Regions from separate parts of the Homo sapiens genome. Here region 2 is linked to region 1. Evidence: chromatin loops called from intact Hi-C (ENCODE). Cell type or tissue: HCT116. All regions are shown on one strand.

Region 1 (8,000 bases):
ATTTAAAGTAGGAGTTTGAGGCCTCACTAATATGACAAAACATACCTTTATATTTTATTTTGCAGTAATTTGCCACTTAATCATTAAACTCTTATCAATCTGAGAGATTTGCCAACACTTGCCTGCTAGGTGACCTAAGCCTCCACATCAATGCATGTTATACTCCCCTTTCTCCATATGTTAGGCCCATGCTATTTCTTTATCCCTCCTCCTCTGCATCTTCACCTAAAACTCTGCCCATCCTTCAGGGTTCATCCAGTGATTCATTTGCAAGCAGGCATGGGGTAAGGTCTTCAGAGTATGTTTCTCAGAGGCCCATGCAGCTAAGAAAATGTGCAGTGTTGGCACAAGGTCTGTCTATTCCTGGGTAGCCAGATGCTGGACACATCTTTCATAACACCACAAGGTAAATATACTTCACTTGGAGAGAGAGGTGAAATTTTGCAGGTATAGACTGGATGTGTTCCTGCCAGAAGATGTGAAGGGATTAAGAAACTGACTCTCATCTCCGTATTGCTAGAGCAAAACATAATTTCTCATAGTGGCTATAGTATAAGGACACTGAGGGGTAAGAGATATAATCTAAGTAATACAATAAATTAGTGTGGAAAAATCATCAAAATGAAGACTACATGGTTTTTACTAAAATTCTAGCTTTTAGGATGTCCAGGGAGCTCAGGAATTTAGCTGTCCTTTTTTGTATGTACAATATGCCCCAATGCTTGCTGACTAATGTACTAAAACATTAGAGAAATCTTGCTGACAAGATCTCAACCAGTCAGCGAGATCCGGAAGGTGAGACTAATATTGAGGGTCAGCAGAATTAAGTCTCAGTTCTGCTGCTTACCAGATATGCTGATCTGAGCTAGTCATTTAATTTTTATGAGACCAAATGTCTATCTGTAAAGTCGGCAATTTGGATTAGATGTGCTGCAAGTGGTTTTCTAGCTTAAATGTACCTTCTGAATTCAACAGGACAATACTTAAACTGACCTTTAATCTAGGAATGACACAAGTAGATTTTTGAAAGCTACTTTAGCTACAGAAAGCTGAGAGCACCAAAGGCAAAGAGATAAAAATAACAGGAGAGCCTTCCCTTAATCCAGTCCCTAAGCAGTTTTGGCAAACTAAAGTTTGTTGTTCAATGGTTACGAGTTTGCTTCAATGCTTTCTACCCAGTTTACTGAACTAAATAGTATATAGCTATAGTAAAAAGTCCTATTCAAAAACCAGCTTCTCACAGATATTTTGCAGCTTTGCAGAATTGAATATGTCCACAGACGTCTATTAGCTGGTTAGGGTCTTAGGAATCTAGGAGAGCCAAGTAGTTGTGTGAGCTGTTGTTATCAAATGTAGTTTTGAACATTCTTGGTGATTTTAAGGGATCATATTGTGGAAATTTGGTTTCCTTACCTTGAATTTTGAATGAAGCTTTAGAATTTGAGGATGTTTCTTTGGTTTCTCCTTCCAGGTAAGTGATTTTTTTTTTTTTCAACCAGATGCTGGTTTATTTAATTTGAAGGTATTGATGAAATTCTTTAAATTGCCCCCATGTGATTCTACTCTGGAATAACTACGAAATTATTTAAAAGTTAATTAATACAAGAAAATATGAAAACTCATTTTTATGGGAGCTATTGTTCCTTCAAGATGACACTGTTTTGTAAACTATAGACTTCCAGTAACAAGCCTCTGTGCCTTCTTCTTACCACTAAGCATGCATGGGTATTAATTCCTACTGAAAGACTTATGCTATCTTTTTTCCAGAAATGGAAGAAAAATGAACTATGAAAAAGGTCATTTTATAGGTCAGCTACCACTATGAGATTGTTGAGGAAATGATATAAAAAACAATTTTTATCAAATTATCTTTAGGGCATTTATATGTTTATTTTCTTACTATGTTGACTTAGGTGACTATAAGAAGTTGTATCAGAGCAACTGATTCTGGTGAATTAAAGCAAGTATTTCTAAGAACATAAGTGGCAACTTTCAGTCTCAAATCAATTTGGCCACCAATCAGTTTTTGTAAGGGTACAAATAGGACATAACATGCTCAGATGGGACTTGGATAAAGTGTATACAATTTTACATCGAGGAAATTGTGTCAATGTGTTACCTTCAATGTTAGAAATTCCCAAGTTCTGACAATAGTTCAGAGCCTTGTTAAAAGCCAGAGTGGAGGCATGTAGATCCAGCTGGAAAGAGAGGCATTATGGTCTAACTTAGGACAAATTTTAAAGCCAGTGTTAGGGTCTGAGTCCAGCTTTGTAAACTTGAGTACAGTGTTTGATCTCTGGGGTTTCAGCCTTCACTTCAGAACAAAATTTCCACCAAGTGCTCTTTTACTGTGAGGAGTAGCTGTTGAAGAAGAAAGAAGTCTACTTATTTGCTAGAGTGTTACAATTGTTTTGATAAAGCTCAAAACTTATCTAAATAAGCTCTCTCTCCCTAAGCATGTTTTCATTTTTATAAAAAAGTTACATATACTTTGCTTATAAATTTAAAATACTTTTCACCTCCTCTGACTTCATTTAAAATTAAAATAATTAAAGTGCCAATTTTAAGAGATGTTAGCTCCCATTATTGGTTCTTTGCCATATTCTTTTGACAACCTGCTGTAATTTTCTGCCCCCTTTAAAGCCTCAGGCTATAGGCCTTCTCCACCAAAGGAATATTAAGAAGTGATAAGGACCTTCTGTGAGCAGAAGTGGCTTGTTTGCAAAGGGACTGCTTATCTTGGCCACTCTTGAACACAAGATGGGACCCTCTACTGCAAAGCTCTGGCATGTTTTTTTTTCCCCTAAGTTATCCTCCATACTACTGACAGTGATTTTCCCTAAATAAAAAACTGCTTCAAACCATTCATTGTCTTTCCACTGCCTTAAAGATAAAGTCCAAATTCTAGAACATGGCCCACAGCATTTGGTGCCTCACCACCTCTTCAGCCTCTCAGTTGCTGTTCACCCATTTCTCTATTCCTCTCCTTCTCACACCTTGTGCTGCAGCCACATAGATAACCTGCAGTTTTTGTAACGTGCAATGATGTCTCAAATTCCAAGGCATTGCTGGTACCACACAGCCTGCCTGGTAAAATCCTAGACTTCTTTCAAGATAAATTCAAAGACACCTCCATGAGGTCTTTCTACCTCTCCAAGTAGAGTTGACCGCTGTCTCCTTTGTGTCCCCACTTCCACCACCATCCTAAAATACTTATTATACTTAGATTAATAATTGTCGCTCTTACTGCACTGGAATTACCCTGAAAGGAAAGGCCATGTATTATTTATCATTGTCTTCCTAGTACATAGCCCACAGCCTATACCTCCCACCCCAAAAAAAACCTTTTGTAAATAATTGAACAAATTAAGAAACACCCAAGGCCCCCAGTAAACATCAAGGCCTAAGGAATGCATATCTGGATTCTAAATAATCATAAGGTTTTACAACACCATGTTAAGCACCAGGGACTTCAGAGAGCTTTTAGTCTAAATCTTATTAGAGAGGCCAGCGAAGACCTCCCAAAGGAAGTGGCATTGAACTGAGACTTGAAAAGCCAGTAGTTAGGCAAAGATAGGGAGGGAAATATTTCAGACGAAGGGAGGAGATGGCACAAGATTTAGGACACGGAAAAGGGTATGGTGCAGTCATAGAGAAAACAGATGTGCAGAATGGCTGGAGCCCCAAGAGGGAAGGGAAGGGCGAAGCAATGAAGATGTGAGGCAAGCAGGACTGGACCATGCAGAGTCTTGCAGATGTTCACAAAGAAAATTGCAGCAGGTAGTCCCTAACATCGTGCTGAACAGTTAGGCAACTTGGAGGAATATGTATATTTGTACTCATAGTCAAAACCACTAGATGGCATTTACAGACTACGTTTTGTGTATTTTTATTTTTTACTTTTTGTTTTTTTTTTCTTATGTTAGCAAAAGTATGCTCGCTATTGAAATGTTGAAAATATTTCATTGGTCTTAAAATGATGCTTATTTTTCCAGATGCTTGCATTCATTCTGCATGTGCTATTTTGTCATGTGGTTTGCTTAATTTATTAAACAATTGTATTAATTAAATATATTAATTATAAATTGATTAATTTATAATTAATTATGTGTTATAATTAAGTTAAATTTATTAATTACTTAAATTATTATATTCACATTCAGATGCAATCTGAAAACCCATTTGTTCTCACACTGCTATAAAGAAATAACTGATACTGGGTAATTTATAAAGAAAAGAGGTTCCATTTGACCCAGCCATCCCATTACTGGGTATATACCCAAAGGACTATAAATCATGCTGCTATAAAGACACATGGACGTGTATGTTTATTGCGGCACTATTCATAATATCAAAGACTTGGAACCAATCCAAATGTCCAACAATGATAGACTGGATTAAGAAAATGTGGCAAATATACACCATGGAATACTATGCAGCCATAAAAAATGATGAGTTCATGTCCTTTGTAGGAACAGGGATGAAATTGGAAATCATCATTCTCAGTAAACTGTCGCAAGAACAAAAAACCAAACACCGCATATTCTCACTCATAGGTGGGAATTGAACAGTGAGAACACATGGACACAGGAAGGGGAACATCACACTCTGGAGACTGTTGTGGGGTGGGGGGAGGGGGGAGGGATAGCATTAGGAGATATACCTAATGCTAAATGACGAGTTAATGGGTGCAGCACACCAGCATGGCACATGTATACATATGTAACTAACCTGCACATTGTGCACAGGTACCCAAAAACTTAAAGTATAATAATAATAAAATAAAATAAAATAAAATAAAATAAAATAAAATAAAATAAAATAAAATAAAAGAGGTTTAATTGCCTCATGGTTCTGCAGGCTATACAAGAAGCATAGTGCTTCTGCTTCTGGGGAGGCCTCAGGAAACAATCATGGCAAAAGACGAAGGGAAAGTAGGCACGTCTTACATGGTTGGAACAAGAGCAAGAGAGAGAGTGGGGAGAGAGAGCCTTGGAGCAGGAGCAAGAGAGAGTGGGGAGGTGCCACACACTTTTAAACAACCAGATCTTATGAGAAATCACTATCTCCCAGACAGCATCAAGGGGGATGATGTTAAGCAATGAGAAACCAGCCCCATGATTCAATTACCACCCACCAGTCCCCACTTCCAACATTGGGGATTACATTTCCCCATGAGATTTGGATGATGCCACAGATCCAAACCATACCACTCACCTAATTCTTTCTACGTAAGAATTTGTCCAAGCATTTATAACAATTAGCATTTCATTTAACATCTTTTATGAATAAAGCACTATTCTCATGCTGAGAAGATTCAAAATAATGGGAAATTGAAGTCCTAGGAACAAGTTTTATGTTTCAGAAGAGCCCATTTGGTATCCACAGGGCTAAGAAATGTGCACCCTAAATGTAAGTGGATTACACTGAACTGAAAGGTGTAAAGAAGGAGTGGAAGATTAAAGGGAGAAGCTTGGAGAGGATGAAAGTTAGAAATGGAAGTGACGAGCACACCTGAGTGAAGGATGAGAGCTCCAGCTGCATTTTCCAGTTGTATTCCCATGTTGCTGAGCCAAAGGCTGATCTCAAGTTTATTGTTACATGCCCATTTAAGGCTTCTGGCCATTAACACTTTTGATTTTTTTTGGCTTGTTGTTTTACTAGCTATTTTCACAACACTTTCATAGCTAAACCTATTTTACTCAGATTGTATGCCTTTTCAAAAATACAATAGAAGGTCCATATTCCATTATCTAGAAATAAGCCAAAGCTCATATCTAACATTTATTAAGAGAGATGGATTATTTTTGTTCATTAGTTATCTTTATAAATAATTTTTACGTACTTTAGTTGACTCATAAAGATGTTTCTTTCTGTAATTTTAATCTTAATATTTGTTGAACTTCAAAATCCCTATCACCAGGTTATTGTTTAAAAGCATTGGTTTTTATATTATCTTAAAAGCCATTATACCTGAGTGCTGAACAACTTAGAAACATTCAGTAATTGTTTTGCATGCTATTTAGTGAATTCATATGGCAATCGTTTATACATACATGATGGAATCAGGTGGCAGGCCAAGTTAAAGAGCAAGGCCAGAAAAGAACTTAAAAGAGAAGAGAAAAAATAGACAGTTTAGGAACAATAGATCATGTCTTCTCCATGATTTGGAGGTAAACTGATTACCTATCAGCTGATAAATAGAGGAAGGTTTTAGAAGTCTTCAGTTGGGTAGACTAATGAGAGGTGTCAGAGAAGATGTTTTCTGTTGTTTGTGGGTTCTCCAGGAAACTTTGAGCATTCAGCTGAGGGGCCAAGTTGGCTGCCTCTGAGAAGAAGCCCTTCCACCTCCACTCCATTGCACTTGGGTGCCATTCCCCTCAGTTGAATATCTCCAAGAGATGAGCAAATGTACATCTACAGAGTTCAGGGTACTGACTTTTATCATAATGATTTATAACTCTCAGAAGAGTGAAAAACACATGAATGCACAGAATAGGAGATTGAAATATAAACCACAGAACATTCATACAATGGAATACTCTGCAGTCATAAAAATCTTCTCATAGAAGAATATTTGACAGCATAGGGATATCTGTGGCATATTAAGTAGAAAGTCAGACTTGTAAACATTATATACATATTCACGTATATTTAAACACCATGATCCCATATTTAGATATAACAACTAAAAGTTCAGATGGCTATATATCAAAATGTGTCAAATGTTCAACCTTGCATAGGCTGACTGTAGATGAATTTTATATTATTCTTTGTGCTTTCTTGTAGTTCCCAAATTTTCTTTACTGAATCTATATTACTTTTGCAATTTAAAGAATTTAATTTATAAAATTTTATAAAATAACTTATAAATTTGAAATGTATTGCATTTAAGAATAAAAAGTGTTTAATTACAAAAATAATTCACAATTTATTTAATGAGATTTTAAAAGGATATATGTGAGTCTACATTCTGATTTCATGTTTGCATGCATGGTTTTTTTTTTCTTTTGAGACAGAGTCTCGCTCTGTCGCCCAGGCTGGAGTGCAGTGGCGTGATCTCGGCTCACTGCAAGCTTTGCCTCCTGGGTTCACACAATGTAATAGTGTTTTATTATTGTTTCCATTTTTATTGAAGAAGTAAGATTGTCCCTAGCAGATGGAGACACTGAGATATGGGACAGAAGTTTTGTTCTATATAATTATTATGCGCTTCCACCTTTCTTAGCATAGACAGTTTCCAAAATGCAACTTCAAGTTACCCCTTTATAAGCATAATAACAATAATACCCAACATATATGTAATGCTCTTTATGTGCCAAGTACTATACTAACACATGCACATTACATACACACACACCACATACACACACATATTTAAACTAATTTCGTTCTCACAATGACATTTTGAGGCAAGTATTATTATTGTACAGATGAGAAAACCAAGGCACGCTTTATCTGTAAACCTCTGCTATGCAGAAATTCTGGAGGGGCTTCTGGCCCCTTAATTTTAAAATAAGGCCAATAATACAATACTTACCACATAGCAATTCTCTAAACATTATGTAAGATATATACCAAAGCGCTTAGCTCAGGGACTGGAGGGATGTGAGGGAATTTGTCTTTTGCAATATGCTTTATGGTCCGCTCAGTCACCTCGTTCTTAATCCCTTTCTCAACTTCTATTTTATACAGAAATTGTGAGCATATCAGCATTAAGTACCACTGAGGTGGCAATGCACACTTCAACTTCTTCTTCAGTCACAAAGAGTTACATCTCATCACAGACAAATGGTTTGTTTTCATTTTTATTTTTAAATTGTGGCTCCGAAATCATTTTTGTGATGTAACCCATTTTAGGGGACCTGTCACTGCAGAGAAACTGACAAACACTGAGAAATGCGAGCTAAGTAGACACAGCCTACTAAGTAGACACAATTCCTACTATGGAGGAATTCTTGCCTCTGAAATATCTCACAGAAATAATACTGTGAGTTAAA
Region 2 (8,000 bases), 240 kb after region 1:
GTCCAGGGAGCTCAGGAATTTAGCTGTCCTTTTTTGTATGTACAATATGCCCCAATGCTTGCTGACTAATGTACTAAAACATTAGAGAAATCTTGCTGACAAGATCTCAACCAGTCAGCGAGATCCGGAAGGTGAGACTAATATTGAGGGCCAGCAGAATTAAGTCTCAGTTCTGCTGCTTACCAGATATGCTGATCTGAGCTAGTCATTTAATTTTTATGAGACCAAATGTCTATCTGTAAAGTCGGCAATTTGGATTAGATGTGCTGCAAGTGGTTTTCTAGCTTAAATGTACCTTCTGAATTCAACAGGACAATACTTAAACTGACCTTTAATCTAGGAATGACACAAGTAGATTTTTGAAAGCTACTTTAGCTACAGAAAGCTGAGAGCACCAAAGGCAAAGAGATAAAAATAACAGGAGAGCCTTCCCTTAATCCAGTCCCTAAGCAGTTTTGGCAAACTAAAGTTTGTTGTTCAATGGTTACGAGTTTGCTTCAATGCTTTCTACCCAGTTTACTGAACTAAATAGTATATAGCTATAGTAAAAAGTCCTATTCAAAAACCATCTTCTCACAGATATTTTGCAGCTTTGCAGAATTGAATATGTCCACAGACGTCTATTAGCTGGTTAGGGTCTTAGGAATCTAGGAGAGCCAAGTAGTTGTGTGAGCTGTTGTTATCAAATGTAGTTTTGAACATTCTTGGTGATTTTAAGGGATCATATTGTGGAAATTTGGTTTCCTTACCTTGAATTTTGAATGAAGCTTTAGAATTTGAGGATGTTTCTTTGGTTTCTCCTTCCAGGTAAGTGATTTTTTTTTTTCAACCAGATGCTGGTTTATTTAATTTGAAGGTATTGATGAAATTCTTTAAATTGCCCCCATGTGATTCTACTCTGGAATAACTACGAAATTATTTAAAAGTTAATTAATACAAGAAAATATGAAAACTCATTTTTATGGGAGCTATTGTTCCTTCAAGATGACACTGTTTTGTAAACTATAGACTTCCAGTAACAAGCCTCTGTGCCTTCTTCTTACCACTAAGCATGCATGGGTATTAATTCCTACTGAAAGACTTATGCTATCTTTTTTCCAGAAATGGAAGAAAAATGAACTATGAAAAAGGTCATTTTATAGGTCAGCTACCATTATGAGATTGTTGAGGAAATGATATAAAAAACAATTTTTATCAAATTATCTTTAGGGAATTTATATGTTTATTTTCTTACTATGTTGACTTAGGTGACTATAAGAAGTTGTATCAGAGCAACTGATTCTGGTGAATTAAAGCAAGTATTTCTAAGAACATAAGTGGCAACTTTCAGTCTCAAATCAATTTGGCCACCAATCAGTTTTTGTAAGGGTACAAATAGGACATAACATGCTCAGATGGGACTTGGATAAAGTGTATACAATTTTACATCGAGGAAATTGTGTCAATGTGTTACCTTCAATGTTAGAAATTCCCAAGTTCTGACAATAGTTCAGAGCCTTGTTAAAAGCCAGAGTGGAGGCATGTAGATCCAGCTGGAAAGAGAGGCATTATGGTCTAAGTTAGGACAAATTTTAAAGCCAGTGTTAGGGTCTGAGTCCAGCTTTGTATACTTGAGTACAGTGTTTGATCTCTGGGGTTTCAGCCTTCACTTCAGAACAAAATTTCCACCAAGTGCTCTTTTACTGTGAGCAGTAGCTGTTGAAGAAGAAAGAAACTGTTGAAGAAGAAAGAAGTCTACCTATTTGCTAGAGTGTTAAAATTGTTTTGATAAAGCTCAAAACTTATCTAAATAAGCTCTCTCTCCCTAAGCATGTTTTCATTTTTATAAAACAGTTACATATACTTTGCTTAAAAATTTAAAATACTTTTCACCTCCTCTGACTTCATTTAAAATTAAAATAATTAAAGTGCCAATTTTAAGAGATGTTAGCTCCCATTATTGGTTCTTTGCCATATTCTTTTGACAATCTGCTGTAATTTTCTGCCCCCTTTAAAGCCTCAGGCTATAGGGCTTCTCCACCAAAGGAATGTTAAGAAGTGATAAGGACCTTCTGTGAGCAGAAGTGGCTTGTTTGCAAAGGGACTGCTTATCTTGGCCACTCTTGAACACAAGATGGGACCCTCTACTGCAAAGCTCTGGCATGTTTTTTTTTCCCCTAAGTTATCCTCCATACTACTGACAGTGATTTTCCCTAAATAAAAAACTGCTTCAAACCATTCATTCTCTTTCCACTGCCTTAAAGATAAAGTCCAAATTCTAGAACATGGCCCACAGCATTTGGTGCCTCACCACCTCTTCAACCTCTCATTTGCTGTTCACCCATTTCTGTATTCCTCTCCTTCTCACACCTTGTGCTGCAGCCACATAGATAACTTGCAGTTTTTGTAACGTGCAATGATGTCTCAAATTCCAAGGCATTGCTGGTACCACACAGCCTGCCTGGTAAAATCCTAGACTTCTTTCAAGATAAATTCAAAGACACCTCCATGAGGTCTTTCTACCTCTCCAAGTAGAGTTGACCGCTGTCTCCTTTGTGTCCCCACTTCCACCACCATCCTAAAATACTTATTATACTTAGATTAATAATTGTCGCTCTTACTGCACTGGAATTACCCTGAAAGGAAAGGCCATGTATTATTTATCATTGTCTTCCTAGTACATAGCCCACAGCCTATACCTCCCACCCCAAAAAAAACCTTTTGTAAATAATTGAACAAATTAAGAAACACCCAAGGCCCCCAGTAAACATCAAGGCCTAAGGAATGCATATCTGGATTCTAAATAATCATAAGGTTTTACAACACCATGTTAAGCACCAGGGACTTCAGAGAGCTTTTAGTCTAAATCTTATTAGAGAGGCCAGCAAAGACCTCCAAAGGAAGTGGCATTGAACTGAGACTTGAAAAGCCAGTAGTTAGGCAAAGATAGGGAGGGAAATATTTCAGACAAAGGGAGGAGATGGCACAAGATTTAGGACACGGAAAAGGGTATGGTGCAGTCATAGAGAAAACAGATGTGCAGAATGGCTGGAGCCCCAAGAGGGAAGGGAAGGGCGAAGCAATGAAGATGTGAGGCAAGCAGGACTGGACCATGCAGAGTCTTGCAGGTGTTCACAAAGAAAATTGCAGCACCCTCCCATAGACTGAAAACACCTCTCTACCTGAACCCCTGGAATTCTGACTCAGGTAGTCCCTAACATCCTGCTGAACAGTTAGGAAACTTGGAGGAATATGTATATTTGTACTCAGTCAAAACTACTAGATGGCATTTACAGACTATGTTTTGTGTATTTTTATTTTTTACTTTTTGTTTTTTTTTCTTATGTTAGCAAAAGTATGCTTGCTATTGAAATGTTGAAAATATTTCATTGGTCTTAAAATGATGCTTATTTTTCCAGATGCTTGCATTCATTCTGCATGTGCTATTTTGTCATTTGGTTTAATTTATTAAACAATTTTATTAATTAAATTTATTAATTATAAATTAATTTATAATTAATTACATGTTATTATTAATTATAAATTTATAATTAATTACATGTTATTATTAATTATTAATTCATAATTAATTACATGTTATTAATAATTATAAATTAATTTATAATTAATTACATGTTATTATTAATTATAAATTAATTTATAATTAATTACATGTTATTATTAATTATAAATTAAATTTATTATTTAAATTATTATGTTCCCATTCAGATGCAATCTGAAAACCCATTTCTTCTCACACTGCTATATAGAAATAACTGAGACTGGGTAATTTATAAAGAAAAGAGGTTTAATTGCCTCATGGTTCTGCAGGCTATACAAGAAGCATAGTGCTTCTGCTTCTGGGGAGGCCTCAGGAAACAATCATGGCAAAAGACGAAGGGAAAGTAGGCACGTCTTACATGCCTGGAACAAGAGCAAGAGAGAGAGTCGGGAGAGAGAGCCTTGGAGCAGGAGCAAGAGAGAGTGGGGAGGTGCCACACACTTTTAAACAACCAGATCTTATGAGAAATTACTATGTCCACGACAGCATCAAGGGGGATGATGTTAAGCCATGAGAAACCAGCCCCATGATTCAATTACCTCCCACCAGGCTCCACCTCCAACATTGGGGATTACATTTCCACATGAGATTTGGATGATGACACAGATCCAAACCATACCACTCACCTAATTCTTTCTCCATAAGAATTTGTCCAAGCATTTATAACAATTAACATTTCATTTAACATCTTTTATGAATAAAGCACTATTCTCATGCTGAGAAAATTCAAAATAATGGGATATGGAAGTCTTAGGAACAAGTTTTATGTTTCAGAAGAGCCCATTTTGTATCCACAGGGATAAGAAATGTGCACCCTAAATGTAAGTGGATTACACTGAACTGAAAGGTGTAAAGAAGGAGTGGAGGATTAAAAGGAGAAGCATGGAGAGGATGAAAGTTAGAAATGGAAGTGACAAGCACACCTGAGTGAAGGATGAGAGCTCCAGCTGCCTTTTCCAGTTGTATTCCCATGTAGCTGAGCCAAAGGCTGATCTCAAGTTTATTGTTACATGCCCATTTAAGGCTTCTGGCCATTAACACTTTTGATTTTTTTTGGCTTGTTATTTTATTAGCTATTTTCATAACACTTTCATAGCTAAACCTATTTTACTCAGGTTGTATGCCTTTTCAAAAATACAATAGATGGTCCATATTCCATTATCTACAAATAAGCCGAAGCTCATATCTAACATTTATTAAGAGAGATGGATTATTTTTGTTCATTAGTTATCTTTGTAAATAATTTTTACATACTTTAATTGACTCATAAAGATGTTTCTTTCTGTAATTTTAATATTTGTTGAACTTCAAAATCCCTATCACAAGGTTATTGTTTAAAAGCATTGGTTTTTATATTATCTTAAAAGCCATTATACCTGAATGCTGAACAACTTAGAAACATTCAGTAATTGTTTTGCATGCTATTTAGTGAATTCATATGGCAATCGTTTATACACACATGATGGAATCAGGTGGCAGGCCAAGTTAAAGAGCAAGGCCAGAAAAGAACTTAAAAGAGAAGAGAAAACATAGACAGTTTAGGAACAATAGATCATGTCTTCTCCATGATTTGGAGGTAAACTGATTACCTATCAGCTGATAAATAGAGAAAGGTTTTAGAACTCTTTCCTTGAGTAGACTAATGAGAGGTGTCAGAGAAGATGTTTTCTGTTGTTTGTGTGCTCTCCAGGAAACTTTGAGCATTCAGCTGAGGGGCCAAGTTGGCTGCCTCTGAGGAGAAGCCCTTCCACCTCCACTCCATTGCACTTGGGTGCCATTCCCCTCATTTGAATATCTCAAAGAGATGAGCAAAGGTACATCTACAGAGTTCAGGGTACTGACGTTTATCATAATGATTTATAACTCTCAGAAGAGTGAAAAACACATGAATGCACAGAATAGAAGATTGAAAAATAAACCACAGAACATTCATATAATGGAATACTTTGCAGTCATAAAAATCTTCTCATAGAAGAATATTTGACAGCATAGGGATATCTGTGGCATATTAAGTAGAAAGTCAGACTTGTAAACATTATATACATATTCATATATATTTAAACACCATGATCCCATATTTAGATATAACAACTAAAAGTTCAGATGGCTATATATCAAAATGTGTCAAATGTTCAACCTTGCATAGGCTGACTGTAGATGAATTTTATATTATTCTTTGTGCTTTCTTGTAGTTCCCAAATTTTCTTTATTGAATCTATATTACTTTTGCAATTTAAAGAATTTAATTTATAAAATTTTATAAAATAACTTATAAATTTGAAATGTATTGCATTTAAGAATAAAAAGTGTTTAATTACAGAAATAATTCACAATTTATTTAATGAGATTTTAAAAGGATATATATGAGTCTACATTCTGATTTCATGTTTGCGTGCGTGGTTTTTTTTTTTTTTGAGACGGAGTCTCGTTCTGTCACCCAGGCTGGAGTGTGCAGTGGTGTGATCTCAGCTCACTGCAAGCTCTGCCTCCTGGGTTCATGCAATGTAATAGTGTTTTATTATTGTTTCCATTTTTATTGAAGAAGTAAGATTGTCCCTAGCAGATGGAGACACTGAGATATGGGACAGAAGTTTTGTTCTATATAATTATTATGCGCTTCCACCTTTCTTAGCATAGACAGTTTCCAAAATGCAACTTCAAGTTACCCCTTTATAAGCATAATAACAATAATACCCAACATACATGTAATGCTCTTTATGTGCCAAGTACTATACTAACACATGCACATCACATACACACACACCACATACACATATTTAAACTAATTTCATTCTCACAATGACATTTTGAGGCAAGTATTATTATTGTACAGATGAGAAAACCAAGGCACACTTTATCTGTAAACCTCTGCCATGCAGAAATTCTGGAGGGGCTTCTGGCCCCTTAATTTTAAAATAAGGCCAATAATACAATACTTACCACACAGCAATTCTCTAAAGATTATGTAAGATATATACCAAAGCGCTTAGCTCAGGGACTGGAGGGATGTGAGGGAATTTGTCTTTTGTGATATGCTTTATGGTCCGCTCAGTCACCTCGTTCTTAATCCCTTTCTCAACTTCTATTTTATACAGGAATTGTGAGCATATCAGCATCAAGTACCACTGGTGTGGCAATGCACACTTCAACCTCTTCTTCAGTCACAAAGAGTTACATCTCATCACAGACAAATGGTTTGTTTTCATTTTTATTTTTAAATTGTGGCTCCGAAATCGTTTTTGTGATGCAACCCTATTTTAGGGGACCTGTCACTGCAGAGAAACTGACAAACACTGAGAAATGCGAGCTAAGTAGACACAGCCTACTAAGTAGACACAATTCCTACTACAGAGGAATTCTTGCCTCTGAAATATCTCACAGAAATAATACTGTGAGTTAAAGAAATTAAAACAATGTGGCAAAGCACAGAAATGATGCACGTGACCATGAAATAGTGGGCCAGATAAAGGGGACCTAATAGTGCGGTGGTGCGGAGGGTCTGTGGGCAAAATGAGTTCAGCTCAGACCCGGGCTCAGCTCTATGCCAGCTGCTGACCCAGGGTGAGTTGCCCTGCAGGGTTTCTATCCCATTAATTTTAAAATGGGGCCAATAACACAGTACTTATCTCACAGCATTTCTCTAAAGGCTAAATAAGAAGAAGTGTCTAAAAGTTATTAGCTCAGAGCCTCACACATTCTCAGTGACTGATAAACAATAAGCAAAGCTGGGTGCTGAGATAAGAGTAATCTGGTGGCAGTCTCTCTTGTTAGTTTTCAGGGGAGAAGAAGAAATTCTGGAGCTGCTGCTGGGAGGGATGTGGGAGATTTGTCTTTCATGATACACTTTATGTCCACGCAGTCACCTCATTCTTGTTCCCTTTCTCAACTTCTCTTATATGCAGATAAGCACAAACGGGACACATATCCAGCTCATAGTGTTAATGAAGTTTCAGAAAATTCTGTTACAACTGTTTACCCTCCAGAAGAGGAAAATGATATGTTCTTAGTTTTAAATAGTTGCTCTGGAGTCATTGTTGTGATTGAACTCTGTTTACACGAGCTGTAACTCATGACAGTTCTCAAGCTTTTGTGACAGAAAACCCATCTGTTTTACTCCAAAGCCCATATACCACCCACAACCATTAACTGTAACCAAGAAAGAGAAGGAAAGCCCCAATTAACCTTTGTACGTAAAGCCTAAAGAATGAAAAAATATACCTGAATCCTCAATCATCAAACAACGTAGTATATACTAAGTAATTTGTAATAATTAAACTCTAGAAAATTGTGTGGCTTTGGTAGTAAGAGAGCTTCATGATGTAAAATGGCAAGTGGAGACAGAGACATAAGTAAGATGTGGACTGAGAGGGAAGGTTAGCACAGGTGGAACAGTAAGGCAACCATACTATCAATTGCTGCTGACATAGAATCCAGAGAGACTATTGGCAAAAGCTCAAAT

Evidence for each region. Peaks named below come from ENCODE experiments on the same cell type or tissue, not always from the same donor. Only the 100,000 strongest peaks of a DNase experiment are listed, where the experiment ranks them.
Region 2: a loop joins it to region 1, with 24 times the contacts of the local background. A loop is called at or near these places in 6 of 110 quality-filtered maps.

Annotation. Positions count from the first base shown.
Region 1 is chr4:144,120,284-144,128,283 of GRCh38, reverse strand. It overlaps GYPA (glycophorin A (MNS blood group)), which reads left to right. Exons shown (of 7, transcript NM_002099.8): 2 at 7,696-7,794. The region is part of intron 8 of LOC105377460 (a long non-coding RNA gene); the gene reads right to left. Among named protein-coding and RNA genes, the nearest start is that of GYPA, 16 kb to the left of the region's middle. In HCT116, no CTCF peak of the experiment used is centred here; a DNase peak (open chromatin) is centred at 3,841.
Region 2 is chr4:143,879,146-143,887,145 of GRCh38, reverse strand. It overlaps GYPE (glycophorin E (MNS blood group)), which reads left to right. Exons shown (of 4, transcript NM_198682.3): 2 at 6,637-6,735. All of the region lies in intron 9 of LOC105377459 (a long non-coding RNA gene), which reads right to left. Among named protein-coding and RNA genes, the nearest start is that of GYPE, 22 kb to the left of the region's middle. In HCT116, no CTCF peak of the experiment used is centred here; no DNase peak of the experiment used is centred here.